Linked DNA regions of Homo sapiens: region 2 is linked to region 1. The links are chromatin contacts, found by Hi-C or POLR2A ChIA-PET in ENCODE. All regions are on one chromosome and are shown on one strand. Each heading gives the region's core, a stretch centred on a gene start or an enhancer-like site at or near the end of the contact. The rest is flanking DNA. Distances are from core to core; before and after follow the strand shown. Region 1 overlaps CSMD2 (CUB and Sushi multiple domains 2). Region 2 holds the start of HMGB4 (high mobility group box 4).

The links. A loop is a pair of places that touch in the nucleus more often than their neighbours do. ChIA-PET counts read pairs that join two places held with the same protein, here RNA polymerase II (POLR2A).
Region 2: a loop to region 1 is called in a map with no recorded cell type, with 2.9 times the contacts of the local background. The contact joins the promoter of HMGB4 here to the enhancer-like site in region 1. A Hi-C loop is called at or near these places in 1 of 37 single-sample maps with no recorded cell type. POLR2A ChIA-PET finds 5 or more read pairs at or near these places in 1 of 52 experiments (AG04450).

The regions. Positions count from the first base shown.
Region 1 is chr1:33,650,381-33,657,548 of GRCh38, forward strand. CSMD2 (CUB and Sushi multiple domains 2) reads right to left here. Exons shown (of 71, transcript NM_001281956.2): 28 at 1,943-2,081. Among named protein-coding and RNA genes, the nearest start is that of ZSCAN20, 180 kb to the left of the region's middle. Within about 2 kb of position 3,056, at least 3 of the 41 ENCODE cell types and tissues checked have a DNase peak (open chromatin) inside an H3K27ac peak, as active enhancers do.
Region 2 is chr1:33,859,475-33,866,642 of GRCh38, forward strand. HMGB4 (high mobility group box 4) reads left to right here and starts at 4,605. Exons shown (of 1, transcript NM_001379301.1): 1 at 4,605-5,317. The coding sequence starts at 4,718. The coding sequence ends at 5,278. All of the region lies in intron 5 of CSMD2 (CUB and Sushi multiple domains 2), which reads right to left.

The DNA of each region.
Region 1 (7,168 bases), core at 1,806-4,305:
GAACTGAGTCTTGGGAGATGAGAAGACCCTTACAGATAGGACAAGGAGGGAACAGGAAGTTGCTGTGAAGGCAGAAACAGAGGCAAAGTCATAAGGGCATGAAAGAATCCGTGAGGCCCTGAAACTGCAAGGAGTTCCATCTGGCTGGAGCTTAGGGCTTAGGATGGGGTGGGCTTAGGATGGGGTGGGGGGCTGACTGGAGAGGTAGGCAAGCACCAGATTGTTTGGAATGAAACTCCAAAGTTTGGGCCTTTATTATAAGCAATAGAGGGCCATGATAGGATTTAAAAATAAAGGATCTATTTGTTTGTTTCTTTGTTTTTGAATTGAGGTATGATTTACACCGTGTGAAATGATCAGCCCTAAGGTGTGCCACTCTATCAGTTTTGACACATGCATATCAAGACCCAGAACTGTCCCACCACCCCAGAGAGTTCCAAATGCCCCTTCCCATTCAACCTTCCCTACCCTCAGATGCCAACACTGATTAGAATTCTTCACCAGGGATTAGTTTTGCTGATCCTACAATTTTATAGGAGTTGAATCATACATTATGTACTTTTTTATGTCTGTCTTCTTTCACTCAGCATAATATTTTTGGGACTCATCCACGTTGTTGCATGTATCAGTAGTTCATTCTTTTTTATTGCTGAGCACTGTCATTAGAGGATGTTAAAATGGAAAGTAGGGTGGTTATTTCAGCATTTTTGAGTGACACGATCACTCTGACAGCTAGCTAAGGGAGAGATCGGCATGGGAGGCAAGATGGGGCAGAGGAACCAGCTAGGAGATGAGGGCAGTAATTTAGATGGGAAATGATAGGACTTAAACCAGGACAGGAGCTAGGAGGATGGAGAAGAGGAAATACATGAGGAGAGTGAAGGCGATAGAGGCTGCATGCCTTGGTTGCTGCTAGTGGAAGAAGCCGTGAGAGCAGGTGTCAATGCCAGCCCCAAGGCTCAGAACAGAGCTCTTCTGGGGGAGAAAAAATATGCTTGATTTTGTACATGCTCATTTGCAGTGTCTGCAGGCCCCAGACAGAGATGCCCAACATCTGGATAGCGATGCTGACGCTCAGAATAAAGCCAGGGTGGGCAGCAGAATGGAGTCTTCCACTTATAAGAGGAGAGTGGAGACAGGAATGACCGAACTTGTCCAGGAAAGGGGTGTAGGGGAAGAAGAGGAGGTTTTGACAAAGCCCGGCAAAAGAAGATGGTTTAACAAGAGGTCCACGTGAAGTCACAGAAGAGCTTGGAGAACTGGGAAGAGTAACTTCACACAAACCAAGGGAAAAAGCAGTCTAAGGATGGAAAGGGTGATCAAGAGGTGGAGTGGATAAAACACAGAAAGGCCCATTTTGTTTGGAACCAGGAGTTCGTGGGTGGCTTTTATCAGAGGAGTTTCCAGTAGAACCATGGAGGCAGAAACCAGGTTCCAGGGGGTTGAGAGTGAACGGGAGGTGAGGAAGTAGAGAAAGGCAGAGGCAGTTCTTTTGAAGAGCTTTTCTGTAGCAGGAATGGAAAAGCAAGTGCAGGAGCTAGATTGGGGGGGGTGCCTGGGACCCAAGCCCGCCTGTTTATACCTCTGGAGTGGGGTGGAAGGGGCCGGGGAAGCAGACTGGGAATGCAGAGGGCAGGGCAAGGGCATCCAACAAAGGCCTCCTTTCCAGGTCCCAGTATCTTCAGAGGTAGAGAGGAAATAATAATTGCTTCCTCACAAATTACTACAAGGATTAGATGTGATGATATGCATGAGACCACTGAGCACAGTGCTTGGCACGTAGATGTTCAATAAATGCTAGTTTCTCTCTCTCTCGGCTTCTTCACCTCCCTGGAGCTGAGAACTCTGCTACAGACCTGTGAATACTCACCTGGAGACCCAGGTCCCAGAGCCCCTAGCCACTCTGAACCCTTCGTCTCCCACCCGGGGGAAAGGTACATACATGTTAAATACCAGGGCGATGACGTAGTCTGGTGAGACGGTCACTTTCCAGTCACACTCCTTGCCTGGCGGGTAGGGTTCTGGGTAATTTGGTGAGAGGATGACTCCAGATGGTCCTGTCAGGTCTCCCCCGCAGGGAGCTGAGGAGAGAAGAAGACGAGGGTGAGGCTGCCTCTTCACCCTGGGCTCATTTTCATGGGTGTTGCTAATGCACTATTGAGAGAGGAGAGGCTGAGGCTGACAGGCTGAAGTTGAACCTGGCTTAGGGACTCAGGAGAAGGTGAAATGATGGACTTCTACTTTGGAGGGTGGGAATATTTCAGAGATAGTGGTGGTGGTTGCGCAACATTTCGAAAGTACCAGATGCCACTGAACTGTTCATTGAAAAACAGGTAATTTTATGTTAGGTGCATTTCACCTCAATAAATTATTATTATTATTTTTTGAGACGGAGTCTCGCTCTGTCCCCCAGCCCCAGGCTGGATTGCAGTAGCGCGATCTCGGCTCACTGCAAGCTCCGCCTCCCAGGTTCACACCATTCTCCTGCCTCAGCCTCCCAAGCAGCTGGGACTACAGGCGCCCGCCACCATGCCCACCTAATTTTTTTTTGTATTTTTAGTAGATACAGGGTTTCACTGTATTAGCCAGGATGGTCTTGATCTCCTGACCTTGTGATCCACCCATCTCAGCCTTCCAAAGTCACAGGATTTCAGGCGTGAGCCACCGCGCCCGGCCTAATAAATTATTCTTTAAAAATACCTGACCCTGCTACTTCCTAGCTGTGTGAACTCAGGGAACTCATCTAGCCTCTCTAGCCCTCGATGTCTCTCCCGTATCATAAAAAGAGACAATATCTTCTCTGTGGGGTGGTTGTAAAGATTATTGGAGATGTCTGCTGAAGTATTTGGTAGAGAGTGAATGGTTGATAGACGGAGCCGGCACTGTCTGTACACCTATGAAGTACATGGCCTTCCTTCACTGCCTCACATCGGCTTCCCGGCAAGCTTTGTGGGTACTGACTGTGAGTTCCCGTGCACTCAATGTCAGGAGGAGTGGGAAACAGGCTCACATTCGCCTGCCAAGCGCAGCTGGTCTCCTACGCTGCCAGTGCTCCTGGCATCTGCTCGCGGCTGCAGATACTTTCCAACTTTCCAAAAGGCCTTGTCCAAGAGTATGTGTGTACCTCAGTTGTATGGAGCTATTATTAATCCCCAATCAGTCTACGTGGTCGCCCTCCCCTGAGATGACAGGTCTCTCAAGCAGGTGGGGAGGGAGAAAGTGGCCAGGTGACACAGCAACCTATTTACCTAGGGACCTTCTGGGGCAGCTTCCCCAGAGCCTGGATCAGGTCTCTTCCTCCATGGCTGGGGCTGCTGTACCGTGGCATGAGGACTGGATAGAGTAAGAGCTGGGAAGCGTGTGGGGTCGTTAGCAGGATGGCCAAGACTATAGGTATGGTTTGGTCTGGAAACCACAGGGCACCATCAGAGGTTGTCAACACTGAGCCCACAGGAACACAGAGAGCCATTTAAGGGCTGGCTAGAAAATCCAAGATGAGTCTTTGTGGGGGGAGCAAAAGGGTATACCTGACTCCAAAGTTAGGAGCAGCCTTTGGCTTGTCATAGAGCTGAGCACTGGTACTTTAGCTGTGTCATGGAGCCACCTCTGGCTGTGGCTTTTACTCAGGGTGAGGCTTAAAGGGCTGGGTCAATCCCTAACAGGGTCTCAAACAAATGGTAGGTCTTCAGGTCAGGCCATAAGAGCCCTAATGTGGCTGAACATAAAATCCGAGTGGTCATGAGTAGTCTGCTTTTTGTTCCATGGGAAAATATATCCCAAGAACCATCCTGAGTATCAGAAACACTCAAATAGGCATCTATTACGTATTAGACTTAACAAATCACATTTTAGATACACTATCTCATTTATGTCTCATTAACAACTCAATGAGCAATGGATTATTCTTCCTGATTTATAAAGGAGGAAAGTGAGTCTCAGAAAGCCTAAGTAACTTGCCCAGAGTCACTCTGAGACTCAAACTCACATGGGACTGGCTCCAAAGTCTGTTGTTTTCCCCCTTTCTACTTCCATACAGTCGGTAGCAGTAGCCAGAGTAGAGGAGGCGTGCTTCTCCCCGCTGGCCAGCAGGGAGAGCACAGTTGTTGCAGGAGCTTCTGAGCGAGGTGGTGCCTTAAGTTGGGTCTGCTTATGTCTCACTTGTGTCTCCACCACTGAATCCTTCAGGAGCAGAGGGCTAGATAAGTGGGGCCAAGCAGAGGCCAGTACAATCAGTCTAGACCCTTGAGCTTAACAAAGCAAGACTGTAATGTCCAGTCCATGGAGCGTGGCCTTGCCCAGGCCAGCCTAGAAACAGAGTCTGATGTGGCCAGTGAGAGTGGAAAGCCAGTGTCATATCAGAAGTCCCAACTCTGGGGAAATCTTCCCAAGGGGGCACAACGAGGCCTCCATTCTGGTTCCCAGCCTCCACGTCCCTTTGCCAGCTCAGGGGCTTCTTCCCTTAAGTTTGCCACAGATGGGGTGAGTCTCTGTGTTTCTGAAACTGCCCCTGTTACTCTCCCACCAACCCCCAAAGTACTATCAGTGTCTCTGGGTTCTAGGCTGCTGTCTGGGCACAGATCTCTTCTAGATAGTTCCATGGCATCGGGCATGGGCTTCCCTGGCTGCTGCCAGTTGTGCCCCAAGGCCTTGCTTGGATCCCTGGGCTGCCTCGCCAACAGGAAGGCTCCTACTGCTCAGGGTTAGTCGAGGGGTCCTTTTGAGCTTACTAAACCATGGTTGCCCAGATGGGAGTGGGTGCAAGCTGCAGATCCTTCTAGACAGCCAAGAAGTGGGCAGGTTGGACTGAGGGTGAGAGTTGTGGAAAGGGCATTGATTTGGAAGTCATACAATCCTGAGCACAAATTCTGACAATGCCACTCATTGGCTGTGTGAGTTTGGGCCAGCTGTCCACCCCTCTGAGCCTCTATTTCCTCATCTCGAAAGTAAAAGAATAATGATGATAATGGCTTCTAACATACACAGTGCTAACTATGAGCCAGGCACAGTTCTTATTGCTTTATAGTATTTTCTTTTTTAATCCTCAAAACAATGCTAGATGGTAAGTACTACCATTTTCACTATTTTACTGGTGAGGAAATTAAGGCACAGGGAAGTTGGGCAATTTGTCTAAGGCCACACAGCTTGCTGTGGTGAAGGCAGACCTGAGCCAGGGAGTGGAATCCCGAGCTCTAACCTCACCACAGAGTGATTTCAGCTGCAATAATGTAGCTAAAATGTTTAGCCCGGTGCCTATCACGGGGACAGCATCCAATGAGTATTTGTTTTCTTCCTTTGCTTCCTCCCTGTAATGAAGGGTTATCAGGGCCAGCTAGACCCGCTCATGGCAGAACGCCCAGGGAGCTGGAAATCAGAAGCATGTCACTGGGATTTCCAGTTCATTTGAGAGAAGAGGCAAAGGCATTTATTCTGTTGCCTGAGGAACATTTCCCAAAGCCGAGTGTAGAAGAACGGGTGATGAAAACTGAATTAACCTCTCCACCCTACCCACTGCACATTTATTGCTCTCCTCAGCTTAGCACAATCCTCCTTCTCCACTTGGGACAATCTCATCTCAGGACCTGCTTTTCTGTAAAATAAGTCTAAGGAATCACAGCCTTGCAGAAGGCTGAATTTGGAAGGAGCCTCAGAGGTTCCCAGATTCTCTCCTGGGCCTCAACAGAATTCCCTTGAGCAGATGGAATTCTGGCTTAGGGAAGGGGAAGGGAGTCTGAAGACTTGAAAGAAGGAATCGAAGAAGGGAAGGATGAAAAGAAGGAAGGAAGGAAGATAGAAAGGAAGGAAATTAGTATTTCTTGAGATTGGGGTTAGGCGTGTCCTCACCCCACAATGCCATAAGGGAAGTGTATTTACCCTCAGAGATAAGGAAACTCAGGCTCAGAGAGTTGAAGTAATTTCCCAAGGTCACCAAAGTAGTAAATGGCAGAGCTAGAAAGTAAATCTGGATGTGTCTACTTCAGTATCCCATACTGTTCCCTACACAGCAGAATACGTAGTGAAGAACTCAGCTGGATCTGAAACCCAGGTCTCAACCTCCTGCCCCACATACCTATGCGGCTCCTAATTCCCACTGAGGAGCAGGATTTAGTGTGTCAACTTCAGGGCCAGGCCTCAGAGCCATGACTGTCATAGGCCAGTCCTCAGAGGCCTGGGCAGCGTACTGCCTCCCATTAAGCCTGAGTGAGAGAGGTGCAGGCCAGGGCAGACGCTCCTGCAGGAGCTGTCTCAGGAAGCCCCTTACACCCATCTCCAGCAGGGGAGGCAGTGTGGGAGGTAGGAAAATGAGAGGCTTTGCATTCAGACTGGCGTGGGTGTAAATCTTGGCTCTGCCATATCCTAGCTCTGTGATTTGGGACAAGATATCCAAATTTGTCTAAGTTTCAGTTTCAAGTGTAAATGAGGAAATGGTGCTAATTTCAGAGAGCTGTTGGGAAAGTTAAATGAGGTTATCTAAGTAAATGTCCAGTATGGGGCAAGTACACAGTAAGGACTCAGTGACCATGGGTTCTCTTCTCTTCTAACAGCCAGCATTGACAGGGGAGATAAACACTCATTATTTCACCTGAGCAAAATAGACATGTGGAAGTGGGCACCTGGAGGGTTTGTCTCTATCTATTTACCTTTCTTTCCCATCCCAGCCTCCCTTCAAGTTCCCTCCTCCTCTCAGTCTCAAGTAGTTAGAGGCAGGATTTTTCAGGCCCCACCCTTTTTAAGTGATGGGACCTTAGACAAGTCTCAGGTCCTTCATGTCTTCATCTCTCATACAGGAAGGTTTTAAGACTGAGGACAGATCTAAAGAAACAAAACCTGTAATCCCAGCATTTTGGGAGGTTAAGGCAGGAGGATCACTTGAGCCCAGGAGTTCCAGACCAGCCTGAGCAACATAGTGAGACTCCATCTCAACAACAACAACAAAAATACAAAAATTTGCTGGGTGTGGTGGCACAGGCCTGCAAGCCCAGCTACTTGGGAGGCTGAGGTAGGAGTATCACTTGAGCTCAGGAGGTCAAGGCTGCAGTGAGTTGTGATGGTGCCACTGCACTCCAGTCTGGGCGACAGAGTGAGACTCTATCTCTAAAACCTAAAAGAACCAAAACCCAGGTAACCAATAATTTCCTTGAGAACAGCAAAAGCAAGGTTCTTTTCTTTA
Region 2 (7,168 bases), core at 3,355-5,854, 210 kb after region 1:
CTGATAATCCAGGATCATCTCCCTAGCTCTAAATCCTTAGAGTAATCTTATCTACAAAGTCCCTTTTACCAAGTAAGGAACAAATTCACAGGTTTCAGGGCTTAGGACGCCAGCATCTTTGGAGAGGCATTCTTCTGCCACTTGCAGATGCCTTGTTCAGAGGGTAAATGCAACCAGTGAGTCCCACTCCACAGAGGAAGGGGCAGGAGGGGGATGAAGGAAGTTTCAAAGCATTTGACATACACATGCTTATGCCAGGTATGTTTGCTGTTGTTGCTGTGGCCTGAGCACTGAGGGTTTTGGAAAGCTTAGGTGATTCCATCATGCTGCAAAATCTGAGAGATACTTTGACAGAGATATGCTAAGAGCATATGCTGCTGTAATTGAGGGTAAAATCTGGCCCTGTGATTCCTGGAGATGATGGATCAAGAGCAGGGTGTCTTTACCCTGGCTGCACATTGCTATCAACTGGAAAGATTTTTCTTTAAAAAAATGTTATTTTGAAATAAGAGTGCAAAGATCATACAGAAATGTCCTGTATACCCTTCACCCCGATTCCCTAATGTTGGCATCTTACATAACCCTGGGTCATGCATAAAAACTAAGAAATCAGCAATGGTACAGTACTATTAACTAAATGAAACATTTTATTCAGATTTCCCCAGATTTCCACCAGTGGCCCACTTTTTGTCTGTCACAGGATTCAGTCTAGCATCTCTCATTGCATTTGTCCTGTCTTCTTGGTTTCTTCCAATCTGCATCAGTTTCTTAGCCTTGCCCTGGTTTTTTAAAATCTTGACATTATTGAAGGGTACTGATCAGGTATTTGGTAGAATGTTCTTTATTTCAGTTTGTCTAATGTTTTTTCATAGACCTTGGCTATGGATTTTTGGGAAGAATATCATGGCGGTGAGATGCTGTTATTATGGCAACACAGAAAGGGGTTCTGTGATCTCAACATGACCTGTTATTGATGATGCTTACTTCGATCACTTGGTTAAAGTGGTGTCTGCCAGATTTCCCCGCTGTAAAGTTACTATTTGTCCCTTTCCATGTTCTATTCATTAGTAGTGGGTGGCTAAGTCCAGCCCACACTGGAGAGGGGGAGTGCCATCTGTTTTTATTCCTATCATTTCAATTTGTTTAATCCTCATGGCTTTATTATCACCTCACTACTTTTTAGAGATATGGTTGTAATGAGCTAGACTTGCCCAAAGTTACTCAGCTAGTAAATGGCAAAGCTAGAATTTGAACTTATATGTGTCTGGCTTAAAAGGCCATGTTCTTTCCACTTCATGTTACTGCCACCAAGTAAAGAGGATCTCACAGTCTCCGAGGCGGAAGCTCCCTCTCAGCTTGTCTGGACAGTGTTTTTCAAATCCATTCTTGGAGTGTGACCCATCAGTGGGTCATGAGGTCAGTCTGTGGGTGGCATTTTAAATAACAACATAAAGTAAAGGTGACTACAACAGAGTAGAAAATAAGAGTATGTCACACAAGTAGAAATTTTTTATCTCTATATCTTCTCTGTGCTTTGCTACCTTCATCTGAATTCACTTATCCTTGTATGGAGATAAAAATAGCCCTCCCATAGGCTTGTTATGAGGACTGAATGGAATGAGGTACATAAAGTGCTTAGAAGAGAGACTGGCTCATATTAAGCATTATATAAATATTAAGTATGTATGTATGTAAACGAGTCATGATGTAAAATGTATTTCTTATTGCAGACTGCAATCAAGATGTTTGAAAATACTGAACTCACATCTGTAGACGAGGAGTTGGCAGATTTACGACCCCCAGCTTGCAGCCTATTTTTTAAAAATAAGGTTTTATTGGAACATAGCCACACTCATTGGTTTAGGTATTTTCTATGGTTACTTTCGAGGTATAGTGGCAGAGCTGGGTACCTGCAACAGAAACCCTGTGGTTCACCAAGCCTATCATATTTACTACCTGGCCCTCTAGACCAATGCTCCTGCCTGGAGGTCATCTCATAATCTAGGGAATATTGGACACCTCTTCCCGGGCATGTGGTCTGGTCATGCTACTGTCCTTGCAGGCATGCTTGCTCTAGGCTGTGTGACTGCCAGGCACTTGGATCTCCAGAAGCTCATTACTCTTCTCTATTAAACTGATGCCTACATGGTGAAAGGCTAAAACCATGGTACTTTGGTCAGGGTCCCCGCAGGAAACAGATGGCCACTCAAATTAAAATGATTGGTGAGGGCAGAGTGTGGGAAAGTAGCAGAGACCTCAGAGGCTCATAAAAGTAGAGTTTTACCACCCTAGGCAGGAGGAGATAAAGAAAGGGGGCAATGCCTGTACTGGAAGGAGAGAGTCATTTAGAGAGGACACCTTATGAGGACCAGTGACCTTCAGTCCAGGGACACAGAACCAGCTCCAAGTGACCCTGGGGTGGGGATCCAGGAGAATAAATGCCTTGACTTAACTTTCCTCCATCTCTGATCTCCTGAGGGCCCCATTGACCAAAGTGAGATGGAAACCAGAGGGTATGGGATCCTCTGATGTGGCTCATACAGACCAGCTTCCCAGGCCAGAGAAGGTTGAAGAGAGGTTGGAGAAGGCTGGAAAGGGGATCTGGAAGGGCAACTCTTAGATACCCAGCACACAGCATTGATTTAGGAAGCCAGATTTATTTACCTTTCCTAAGCTCCCCTAAACAAGGACTTCCCCTGCTTCATCCTCCAAGTTGGAACTTTGACAACACCAAAAGGTTGACATAGCTTTTCCCTTTTACTGCCTTTTCTTCTTAAATCTGCTAGCTTCCCGATAGCTATTGTGGGTTAATCTTCCTGGATCTTATCATGAGAGGGATGGAAGGTTAAGAGGCACAGATAAGCTACTCTGTGTGTGTGTGTGTGTGTGTGTGTGTGTGTGTGTGTGTGTGTGTGTGTGTGTCTGAGCCTGAGCAGAGTCTGATGAATATGTGGACTTTCATTAAAGTTCTTCCTCATGTCCCATCTTTTGATCTCAGAAAGGAGCTGTGTCCCATTCATCTAGGCAGCCCTGCTCATGTCCAAAAAATGTGTGAGTCAACCTCTGGCCCCTTGGGAGAAAGAGCCAGGGGGAAAAAGGCTACCTAGGCTGAGAAGTGTCCCCAGAGTAATCCGTTCCTTTGCGAGACCCCCTACTAGCCCAGACTTCCTTGATGGCACCTGATATCTTATAGGCCCCCAAATCCTGCCACACAACTACAGCTTGTCCCCTGGAGGGGCTTCCCTGGCCAGTCCAGAATGCTCAATTTATGAGAGATCATTGGCTCACAGGGAGGAAGGGGATGGCTTAGGTAGGCCAGCCACCTTGCAGCAGAGCTGGGCAAGAATTCAGGATTGGAGACTCTTATTAGTTTCCATCTTTCTTTTACAGAAGATGAACACTGAAGTCTTGGAACCCTGGGAATGAACCTGGAAAAATTCAAAATATGGTCTAGTCTTAGGCAAGTTTCCTTGTCCGGCTCAGCTGCTGAGACCACATATCTGGACCCTCAGTGCCCTGGCAACAGCTCTGTGCAGGCAGGATGAAGCACAGGCTTAGGTCAAGCAATCAGCCGTCAAAATCCACACTCTCACCTGTGAGTGGCTGTTCAACCTTGAACATGTTACTTTTTATGTTAATGAAACTCAGTTTTCTAGTCCTATAAATTTGGGGCTATCATCAACCATTAAGTGATATTAAACCCAGTGCCACACAGGCAAGTACCTAGCAGTGTCCAAAGGCCCCCAGAATGACACTTTTTCATCTTTTCTCTTCCCTCCAATTGAAAGACTAGTGGAATATCTGCAATTACTTTGACCAAAAGCCAGAAGCCGGCCAGTTTGAGTGTAGCTGTTACAGCTTTGTGTTCTAAACCTAAGAAATGGGGACCCCTCACATGAGAGTGGGGAGGCTTCTGGATGTGCTACAAATTCCATTTCATTTTCATGAACTCCAGTGTTAATTAATAAAATCTCAAGGTTCTCCCCCCTCTTTCGCCTCACATTTCTTCAGAGAAATGAAGAGTTCCAACTCATAGCCCAAGTGCTCAGGTTTTAAATTAGACAACTTTGTCCTGACAGGAACCAAGTCACAGCTGTCATACCTGATTACTTTTAGAGTTACTACTAAACCCTTTGTATGGCATGAGCTGCCACTGTTCAAGGCAAACAGAAACACTTCACATTTTATCATGACAGCCCTGGATCTATCCACCTCCCCATGTTCATTATGCTCAGCCTGTCTTTGGAAGGGATGATGAGGCATCCTGAAAATCGTATAGTGAGGAAGGCAGACCCCATGGCCTGTCACTACAGCCTAGGGATTTTAAGCCCCTAAAGTGCAGCAAAACCCACTGCCTCCAGGAAGCCAAGGAGAATTATTTCTGGGGGACATAGCTGCCTCATAGCCTACTATGAATGAACCATCATCTTTCATGAGAGGCAAACATTGACCCTCAAGTAACCAACCAATACGAGCACCTGTACACAAATGCCCACAGGTGTTGGCTGGGATTGGCTGGCTTGTGGATGATGTCACAGTTTCCCTCCTCTGACTCAACAATGCCATCAGCACTGAAAAGGCTGAGCCCTGACTACAGCTCTTGCAGACAGAAAAATTCGCTGCAAGTACAGCACTTTCTAGATTGCTCCTGGAGTGTGGGAACAACAGTCTCTCCTGTCCACGTTACTGAATCCAGAAAAAAGGTGAACTTACGAACATGGGAAAAGAAATCCAGCTAAAGCCTAAGGCAAATGTCTCTTCTTACGTTCACTTTTTGCTGAATTACAGAAACAAATTCAAGGAGCAGCAGCCAAATACCTATGTTGGCTTTAAAGAGTTCTCTAGAAAGTGTTCGGAAAAATGGAGATCCATCTCAAAGCATGAAAAGGCCAAATATGAAGCCCTGGCCAAACTCGACAAAGCCCGATACCAGGAAGAAATGATGAATTATGTTGGCAAGAGGAAGAAACGGAGAAAGCGGGATCCCCAGGAACCCAGACGGCCTCCATCATCCTTCCTACTCTTCTGCCAAGACCACTATGCTCAGCTGAAGAGGGAGAACCCGAACTGGTCGGTGGTGCAGGTGGCCAAGGCCACAGGGAAGATGTGGTCAACAGCGACAGACCTGGAGAAGCACCCTTATGAGCAAAGAGTGGCTCTCCTGAGAGCTAAGTACTTCGAGGAACTTGAACTCTACCGTAAACAATGTAATGCCAGGAAGAAGTACCGAATGTCAGCTAGAAACCGGTGCAGAGGGAAAAGAGTCAGGCAGAGCTGATGGATCCAGTTTGAAAAAACAAAATGCCATTCAACCGTATTTCCTGTTCCTGGTCTCATGTGTGGCATTAGAGTAGCTGTGACTGATGCTTTGTGGAGGAGGGAGTGGCTTGGTAGAGGAGAGACTGATCCTGAGGAGGGGAACGGAGAGGACGGGAAGGGAAAGAAGGGGAAGGGAGGAGAGGAGGGAGGGGAAGGGAAGAGAGGGGAAGGGAAGGGAAAGGAGGGGAATGGAGGGGAGGGAAAGGGAGGGAAGGGCTGGCTTTGAGAGAAGTGTCAGCAGTAAACAAAAGGTGTGACTTGGGCCACTGGGTGGGAGCCTCCAGGTGTAAAGTAGCAGCAGTCATGGAGGTAGAAGCACCGTGGTTCTGAGTGGTGATCCAGGTGAGAGGACCCTACTCAGTGTCAGGTTCAGGAACATGACGTCTGACTCTGCTAAGCAGTGGCAGGACTGGGAAGACTGCCAGGGCTAGAAGGCCTAGAGTTCAAGCTCACACTTGAGGCCCCAGGAGAAACATATGGCATCTGAGTTGAGACAGGCCTGAGGGAACCCAGGATTTCCAGCAACACTTAGATACGCTCAGTGGGGCCAGGGTGAACTCCCAGGGGTGTTCCCTAATCAGGAGGAGGCAAGGGGCAGATTTTACCAAAAAAAAAAAAAAAAAGCAGGGGGCTGGGGAACCAGATCAATCGTTTTTCAGTGGATAGATGTATAATATGTGGCCTCCACTCCTCTTCCTCTTGTTCATAGCACTCTGACTCCCTTTCGTGACCAAGGCTGGATAAGAGGGCAGGATCGCCTTGGCCACAGTCATTGGCTCAGTGGTGGGCATGTGACCCAAGTTGGTCCTATCAGGGTGGACCTCTGGACCTGTGTAAGGAGTCCTGGGGGACACCGCAGTCCAGGGAATGTGGACAGCCATTTGCCATCTCATAGGGCCCAAGAAGGAGGCCGAGATGCTAGAATCCCTGTGGCATCAGAACAGTCTCCTAAACTTTTCATTGAAGATGAACAACACATTTCATTTTTTCCCTGACATGGTTTGACTTAGGTTTTTTCCTACTTGACTATAATTTGACACAAATGGGATTGTGCTGTAAGTGTCTGTCTGGTAACTAGATTTTTCAGGCAAGAATATACTGTAGGCAACATTCCATACCAATCAATAAAGATTGAAATGGAATATTTTGAAATGGTTCTTCTGACTTCTTGACATCAAAAATACTGGGCCAAAATGCAAAGCTGCTTTTTTGTCACCAGTTTATACATGCAACAGATCTCCCTAACTCCACCTCTAAGGACCCCTATTCCATGATAGAGGGACCTACACTTTCTACTCTACTGCGCTGAACAGTAAAAATACATATTTTTGAACAGTCTTTTAGAACTGCATGAGCCTTTAGGGGATGAGAGGTAATACAGTGATTTAGAAATTCAGGGTCTGGAATCAAACAGGTCATTTGTGGAGGATTTTCATGTGCCAGGCCATTTGCTGGGTACAGGGAGGCACATTACGCACTACTGCTAAGTTCCCGCCCTATAAAAAATTTCCTTCTGACAGGAGAGATGGACTTGGGCATAAATTGCAGCACTGCAAAGCAAGATGATGAAAGTGAATGCAGAAAGTAATGGGGGAGGGACTGGGGACCACCCAGCAAGCCTGTGCTGCAGTCTTCATGAAGGAAGCAGCCTTATTCCACTTGACAACTTTGTAGGCATGCTGGCAAAATTCCCGTTCCGCATTCCCCACAGCTGCTATTCCAACTTGGCTCTGCTTCTCTTCCCTCTCAGGAGACGCCCGCATTTTCTGCTTCATTGAGAAAATAGAGATCCTCAGATATAAGTGCTCTCAGTTTCCTTCATTCTTGAAATGTAATCCATACCAATCCT